2 separate regions of the Homo sapiens genome follow, and region 1 is linked to region 2. Evidence: chromatin loops called from intact Hi-C (ENCODE). Cell type or tissue: IMR-90. All regions are shown on one strand.

What was found. Hi-C counts contacts between places; a loop is a spot of excess contacts. Peaks named below come from ENCODE experiments on the same cell type or tissue, not always from the same donor. Only the 100,000 strongest peaks of a DNase experiment are listed, where the experiment ranks them.
Region 1: a loop joins it to region 2, with 8 times the contacts of the local background. A loop is called at or near these places in 1 of 110 quality-filtered maps.

Annotation. Positions count from the first base shown.
Region 1 is chr9:86,747,715-86,751,714 of GRCh38, reverse strand. LOC124902195 (a long non-coding RNA gene) reads right to left here and starts at 678. Exons shown (of 2, transcript XR_007061637.1): 1 at 10-678. In IMR-90, no CTCF peak of the experiment used is centred here; DNase peaks (open chromatin) are centred at 1,664 and 2,024; H3K27ac peaks cover 2,242 bases.
Region 2 is chr9:86,613,422-86,617,421 of GRCh38, reverse strand. No RefSeq gene overlaps it. Among named protein-coding and RNA genes, the nearest start is that of LINC02834, 93 kb to the left of the region's middle. RefSeq lists an enhancer at 1,441-1,942. In IMR-90, a CTCF peak has its summit at 1,778 (motif pointing left); a DNase peak (open chromatin) is centred at 2,061; H3K27ac peaks cover 1,303 bases.

The sequences.
Region 1 (4,000 bases), 130 kb before region 2:
GAGACTTACCCGCGGTGCAGACCTTCAAATACAGGTTTCCACCCGGATGGCTTGTACTTGGCCTTCAGCACCTCCAGTGGTGGCGGTGGGATGGTGGCAAGGAGTGGGAGCTCTGGCTGCCAAAACCTTGCAGTACAATTTAGAGAAGTTGGTCGGATTTGGAGGATTGAGAAAATACAGGATTCAGCCAGTGTGAAGACTATTGCCTTTCAGTGCTAGAAGGGTGGTCCCTGGGGGTGGAGGTCTGGCCCAAGGCCCACTCAAGTCCCATCACCTGAACAAATATCTCCGTCACATCGACGTCACTGGTGAAAACAGCTGAGGTTCAGCTAAAGCATCTGCTAATGAATCATTTACATGGTGTCAGCTCTCCCACTGGGGGAGTCCATCCTGTACTCTGACACTATTTTTCTTAAATGAAAAAAGAAAACTCAGAGTGGTATTTATCTAGGTTAACTGACTAAGTCAGCACAGTTGGCTCAATCAGCTTAAAGAGACCTCACTGATCACCAGCTCCAAATAATCTCAAAACCAGCCTCTGTATCCTCCTCCTCTGAAGGACAGATGCAAACCAAAGGCTAAGTCCTGTGGGTACCAAAACCACTGCTCCCTGTGATGGGGAGATGCAAAGATGAGCTGCCTCTAAAGGTTCCCAACCAGGTGACAAGCAGGGGAAGACTCTGCCTGGCGTTCGGGTAGGGCGGGGGAGGCTTAATGGGAAATTGGGTGTTCTCTGTGCCTCCAGCCCAGGGCTGCCTGGGAACTTAGGGAGGTGTAGGAACCCAGGCCGCAGGCGTGTGGCATGAGTGTAGACACGCTGAACCTGGGCCAACTTCAGCAAAGGCTAAAGTGAAATTGGGTTATGCGGGCAATTGCTTTGCTTTCTTCTGCCAGTGGCAACTGTGTTTTAAACTGTATTTTGCATTAACGTATGGAAAATGGGGTTGAGTTTCTTGTACAAGGTAGCAGACAGGGCCAGTTTCAGGCTATTTTCTAAGCTAAGAAAACACTTACTTGAGCTTTCTAAAAGGTATTTTTACCCCAACTTTTAAAGGTGTGTCAATTAAAAGCATTTAATAAGTGCCTGATTGGGCATAGCTGTAGATACACTATGTAACAGAGGGTTCACAGACACAGGTTTATGAGGCTTTATTATCTGGTATCAATGAAGCCAATATGATGTATATTTTGCAAATTTGAAAAAGTTCAAGAAAGTCTTAGATGGTAAATTTATGATAGAAGATGTCTCTCGCCTTAGAAGAATTCTTTCGTAGTTACATACTCAGTCATCTCCTTTATAGACATTGTACTCTCTAATTCTTCCCTTCCTTACAGTTTAACAATTCCTTATACTTCCAGAAAATTCTCCAAGGAATGTTGAGGCTGTGCTTCTATATTTAGAAGCACTGGAAAACCCTACTTTTGGAAACTTGGGGATTTGTTTGTGTTTTGGAAATAATGTACATCTGAACAACTCCTGTAGTTGTGTTTCTCTGGGTTACATCACCCCTAGAAGAACTAATTTGAAATATACAAAGTAAAGAAAGCAACGCCAGGTTGAAGTTTATCCAAGCAAATGATGAGGTTAATACAGGGTCAGACTCTTCTGCAAATCCCTCAGCTTCCGTGACATCATCCTCCAGGCTATGGACAAACCATGTGACCTGTTACTTATCACTGACGAGCAAATGGACTCTTGCCAGTGGATTCTTCAAAACCTTCTTTCTCTTGCAGCATTGTCCCATTCAATGAATTTATACAGATTATGTCTATTAGAACAAAGAGTTGGAGCCATTCATTAAAAACCACGAGGTTCAGAATAATGATTCTAACTCATCTGCTTGAGTTTGGATTCTCTGCAGCAGTGAACATAGAAGAAGATCAGAAAGAACAGATGTCTATTTTTTAAAGACACATGGATATACATCTCTGGGCCTGTGCAGTTTACTTAGCATCTGCATGCTTTCTAAAGTAAAGTACATAAGCCAACAGCATAGTTACTGCCAAACAAGCTCTCAAATTCCTGTATTTATACTAAAAGGAAGCAAAATTCTAAGCAAAAAGAAGAAGAAATTGTTTATAAAGATCTAATCGGAGAAGAAAAACTTTCTCACTGGGATGGTATGCAAACTCATTCTAAAATAATAAGCCAATGTTAGGGAGGCACTGTGATTTTATATTTTTCTTTAACAAATATATTATGAGCACTTCTTATGTGTCAGGCACTGTGACAGGTGCTATAGATATTACAATAAGAAAGGCAAACTTGGCTTTGCTCTTGGAGTAGTCACAATAAATGAATTTGAATAAAAGGACTTATTAATAAAAGAATTACAAATTGCGATAAGTGCTACAAAGGAAACTAACAAAGGACTGACTTAGAGACTGGCAAGTTATCAGAAAAAGCCCCTCTGAGGATGTCATACTTAAGCTGAGGTCTGGAGTATGAGGAGGGGAAGAAGGCAGAGTGTTTCCAAGCAGAAGAACAGCACAGCCAGAGACCCAGAGACAAGGAATCACTGTGCACATTTGAGAAACTAAAAGAAGGCCAGCATGGCTGAACCTGAGTGACCAAAGGTGAGAGTGAGATAAACTGCAGTTAGAGATGTGCAGGGACTGGATTGTCAGAGCTTTCCACACCACTGTGGATTGTGGATTTTACTCCATATGCAATTAGAAGGATTGTAACTAGCAATCATGATAGAACCTGGCTTACATCATTAGATTATGCTGAATGCTGTGTGGAGAATGGGTTGGATGGTAGGGATTTTTGTTCATTTTCTGTTACTATAACTCAATACTTGAGACTGGGTGTTTATAAAGAAAAAAAAATTATGTCTTACAATTGTGGAGGCTGGGAAGTCCAAGACTTAGTAGCTGCCTTTGGAGAGGACCTTCTTGCTGGTAGGGACTCCCTGCAGAGTCCTGAGGTGGTGCAAGGCATCACATGGTGACGGAGCTCACAAGAGATGGCCAAATTGACTTTTATAACAGATCCACTCTCGTGATAACTACCTCACTCCCTCCATAACCCACTAATTTATTAATCCATGAATAGATTAATCCATCTATGAGGGCCCTCATGACCCAATCACTTCTTAAAGGCTCCACTTCATAATATTGTTACACTGGGAAAGTTTCAGCTTGAGTTTTGGAGGGGACAAGTATTCAAATCATAGCAGTAGGTAAAGAAGAAGAAATAAAAAATTCAGGAACTGTTGGAATAGTCTACATATGAGATAACAGTGACCTGGGAGAGCACACTCTTGGGGATGGAGAGGCATGGATTGGTTGGAGACCTACCCTGCTGTGGAACCAACAGGACTGGAAGTAGATGTGGACTAAAGAAAGCACTCCAGGGCGACTTCCAACTTCCAGCTTTAACAACCAGGTGGATGATGGTGACATTTACTGAGATGAGGGAGGTTGTGAGGAGTAAAATGTTGGGTGTATGACCAAGAGCTTTGTTTCAGACAAATTTAGATATATGTGCAAGACAGCCAAGGAGAAAGAGTGTGTAGGCAGTTAGATACATGAGTCTGGAGCTTAAAAATCTAACTTTGGAAGTCATAGGCATACAACAGTATTTAACATCTGGAAATGAATGTGTCCACCTGGTGTTAGAGCACAGAGTGAGAAAAGGGGCTGGGACTGAGGATTTTGAACTGCCACCACGTTCAATTAAGTAGTTGATGCATAGCCAGCAAAAGAAATAGCTTTCATTGTTTTAGCCCTGGCTCTGTCACTAAGAAGCCTGTGTCCATGAGCAGGCATTGAGCAGATCCCAAAGGTTCCTTATTGCTTTACCATTCTATGATTTTACCAAAAGGCATTTTCTCAACCCTGCAATGAGAGGAATGTTGGGTGAATTCAGGATTGAGGTTATAGATGTCAGCTAGAGTGACACGCATCTTATATCCTCATATTTCTGCAGACAAAATTCTCAGTAAATAATAGTCCTCACATTTGTGTGGAAAGAACCATCAGACCATAGCAAAGA
Region 2 (4,000 bases):
CATTTAAAGGAAAACAGAAGAAAATACACATTTCAAGAAAGGCTTAAGCCTTTCTGGAAAGAGGAGAGAGATGCATTTTTTAGAGTGCTGAGCAGCTGCAAATACTTGTCTATCTTGAATCAGCCAACCATGATTCTTACAATCAGCCCCAACATGTAGTGCAGAGAGAGCAGGGTTTGTCATGAAGATCTTCAAAGACCTTCAATGCAGAGGACTTTGGTAACAGCGTCAGTTCCCTATCTTCCTAGTAAACAGCACTCCCATCCACCAAGTGTCCAAGCCAGAAACCTAGGAGATGTTCTCAACTCGTCCATTCCTTCATTCCCTTCTCTCACTCAGTCACCATGTTCTCATACCTCCTTAATCTCTCCTAAAGGTATCAATTTGTGGGCACTCCCCTTGCTACTGTTAGAGTTCAGTGCAATTCTCTCTCAGTTAGACCTGTTACAAAAGCCTCCTCACTGGTCCTTTTCACTTTGACTTTACCCATTCCAGCGTGTGTTCCTTATTCTACATTCAATGTGTTTTCTGAAACACAAATCTGAGATTTACAACATAATGGTTAAGAACTCGGGCTCCAGGTCAGAATGCCTGGGTTCAATTCCACACACCACCACTTACCAGCTCTGTGACTTTGATCAAGTTACTTCTTGTTATATGCTGAGTTGCGACTGCATTTGGAGATGGGGTCTTTAAAGAGGTAGTTAAGTTAAAATGAAGTCATTAGTGTAGACCTTAATCCAATCTGACTGGTGTCTTTATGAGAAGAGGAGGTCAGGGCACAAACAGGTGCAGGGGAAAGACCACGTGAAGACATAAGAAAAAGACAGCCATCTGCAATCCAAGGGCAGAGACCAGGAGAAACCAGCTCTGCCGTCACCTTGATCTTGGACTTCTGGCCTCCAGAATTGTTAGAAAATAATTTTTTGGGACAGGCGCAGCGGCTCACGCCTGAATCCTAACACTTTGAGAGGCCAAGGCGGGCAGATCACTTGAAGTCAGGAGTTCAAAACCAGCCTGGCCAACATGGTGAAACCCTGTCTCTACTAAAAATACAAAAAATTAGCCAGGCATGGTGGCAGATGCCTGTAATCCCAGCGACTCGGGAGGCTGAGGTAGGAGAATCACTTGAACCTGGGAGGTGGAAGTTGCAGCAAGCCGAGGTCATGCCACTACACTCCAGCCTGAGCGACAGAGCAAGACTCTGTCTCAAAAAATAATAATAAATAATAATAATAATAATTTTTTTGTTGCTTAAGCCACCCAGTCTGTAGTACTTTATTCTGGCAGCCTCAGCAAGCTAATAGACTCTACTCTCTAAAGCCCATCTTTGCATGGCAAAATGGAAATAATAATAGTATCTCTCTCAGAGAATTGTTGGGAGAATCAACTGCAATACTGTGTATGTTACACCTAGAACATTGTCTAACACATAAGTCATACAAAGGAGCAATGAAAAAGATAGTGATGATGACGATGCTACCTCCTTACCTAAAATTCTTCATTGGCTCCACATTGCCCAAAAAAAGAAAGTCCAAACTTATTAGCACGCTCCACGGCACTAAATGACCCAGACAGTGCATGCCCCTCAGCTCACCTCTTGCATGTGCTACAGCCATTCCAAACTGCTTAGAGTTTCCAGAGCACCTGCTGTCCCATTGTCCCAGGCTTTCTGATGCCTCCCTTTCTTCCTAACAGCCTTTTCCTACAGCATTGCTTACTCTCATCTTCAGAACAACTGCTCAGCTAGGATGTCATCTCCTCAAGGATCTCTCTGTGCTCACTTCTGCCCCCTGCTGAAATAAGAGCCCACAACACCCTGTCATTAATTTTATTTTACCACCTATCACTCTGTATGATAGTTGCATATGTCCTATCAGACTTTTCCAAAGGACCTTCTATTCCTTCAGCGATTACGCCTGATTCATTATTGAATCCCCAGTGTAGATCCTAACATGTGCCATGAACTAACTCATGAAATATTTGTGGAAGGAATGAATGATTCTGACCCTATGTCATCAGCCATGCTTTCAGTGGGGGCCTTGCCTGCTCGTTCCCACAGCACACTCAATGAGAATCTCACAAGGCATGACAATGCATGCTCAGGTGCCAGAATTCAGGACTAAGTCTCTGGTAGATAACTGTGTGTTTCAAAATCATTGCAAGAGGATACAAAGGAATGTATTATATTTGACAGGAAAAACCCTGGTGTGCAAACAATACATCTATGTAAGCTGCAAAAGAATGATTGTAAGCTTTTTTGAAAAAGAGGATGAGATGTGTTCAGTAACTCTGAGGAATTTGTTATTTACAAGCACGTTGCTGGTATTTTGGCCATCAGGCATTTCTCTCAAATGAAATGCCAAGAATGTGCCTGAGAACAACAGATGCCTTTCATTTGGAGGCCCAGCTCTGCTCCTGACAGAAAGTGTGTCCCCATAAGGTACACCCTGCTTGCCCCAAACATGCTGGCCCAGAAGGCATTACCCGTCCCCCCCTCTCATTTCCTCCGTGCTAGCAGTACCAGCCCCTGTGAGGAAGACTCAGAGGTCAGTCGACACCCAGCCATTCCCCCACATACATGCTGACTAAACTATCCTGAGTAAACCAGTCGAGGCCTTATAGCCCCCCAAAACATTTGCATGATGATGTTACTTTTTAAATTCAGTATCAGCCTGGGTGTGGTAGCTCATGCCTGTAATCCCAGCACTTTGGGAGGACGAGGTGGGAGGATCACTTGAGGTCAGGAGCTCGAGACCAGCCTGACCAACATGGCAAAACCCTGTCTTTACTAAAAATACAAAAATTAGCTGGGCGTGGTGGTGCATGCCTGTAATCCCACCTACTCGGGAGGCTGAGGCAGGAGAATCATTTGAACCTGGAAGACAGAGGTTGCAGTGAGCCAAGATTGCACCACTGCACTCCAGCCTGGGTTACAGAGTAAGACTCTGTGTCTAAATAAATAAATAAATAAATTCAGCATCAGGAATTTTGAACTGACGGGCTTTCTCTCACTGATATGTTTCCATTTATGTCTTAATTGCCAAGACTTTGAGACTCGCATTGAATATCTAATCACAATGACTATGTTAGCCGATGCCTTAGGTCTGTTTCCTTCCTCACTTCTGTATGATATTGAATTGTCCAGTTTTACTCTAATTATGCTGGCAGAGGGCATGGGTCTGGGCTCTGAAGTCAGACTACCTAGGTTTGGATCCCGGCTCTGCCCCTCATCAGCCGTGTAAACTTGGGGAAGCTAATTAACCTTTCTGTGCCTCAGTCTCCTTATCTGTAAAATGGGGACAGTTAAATGAGTTAATACACATAAACAGAAAACACAGATATGAAGATATAGAAACGTATGTAAAAAATAGAACAGTGACTGGTACAAAGTCATTGCTACGGCAGAATTTTTTATATGTAGTTATTAATATAAGTTGCTTGAATATCTTTGGGAAGCAGTTTAAGTATAAATTATAAATATATGATAATATTAGTAAAACATATTTGCTTTAGGAATGTATAGCTTGTAATTTTTCTGATTGGTACAGAGTCATTGCTACAACAGAATTTTTTTATATATAGTTATTAATATAAATTGCTTCAAATATCTTTGGGAAGCAGTTTGAGTATAAATTGTAAATATATGATATTAGTAAAACATATTTGCTCTAGGAATGCTTAGCCTGTAATTTTTCTTTTTGATAACACAATTGACAGAACAAATTTGATTCAGGACCTCATGGTGTATGCACACACACATACACACACACACAAACACACACGCTGTATTTACCTTGAAAACAAAACTACAGCAATATTCTAATCCTAAATGTGAGTTTTTTGTATTTGGAATTCTGTGATTTGAATTGCTGCAAAATCTATGTCTACTGGACCACTGCCACTTCTTACATTTTACTGTGTTTGAATAATTTGGGTCTCAAAGGAGAATCATGGTTTAAAAAGCCAAATAAAGAGAATAATGTGTTAATAAGCTTAT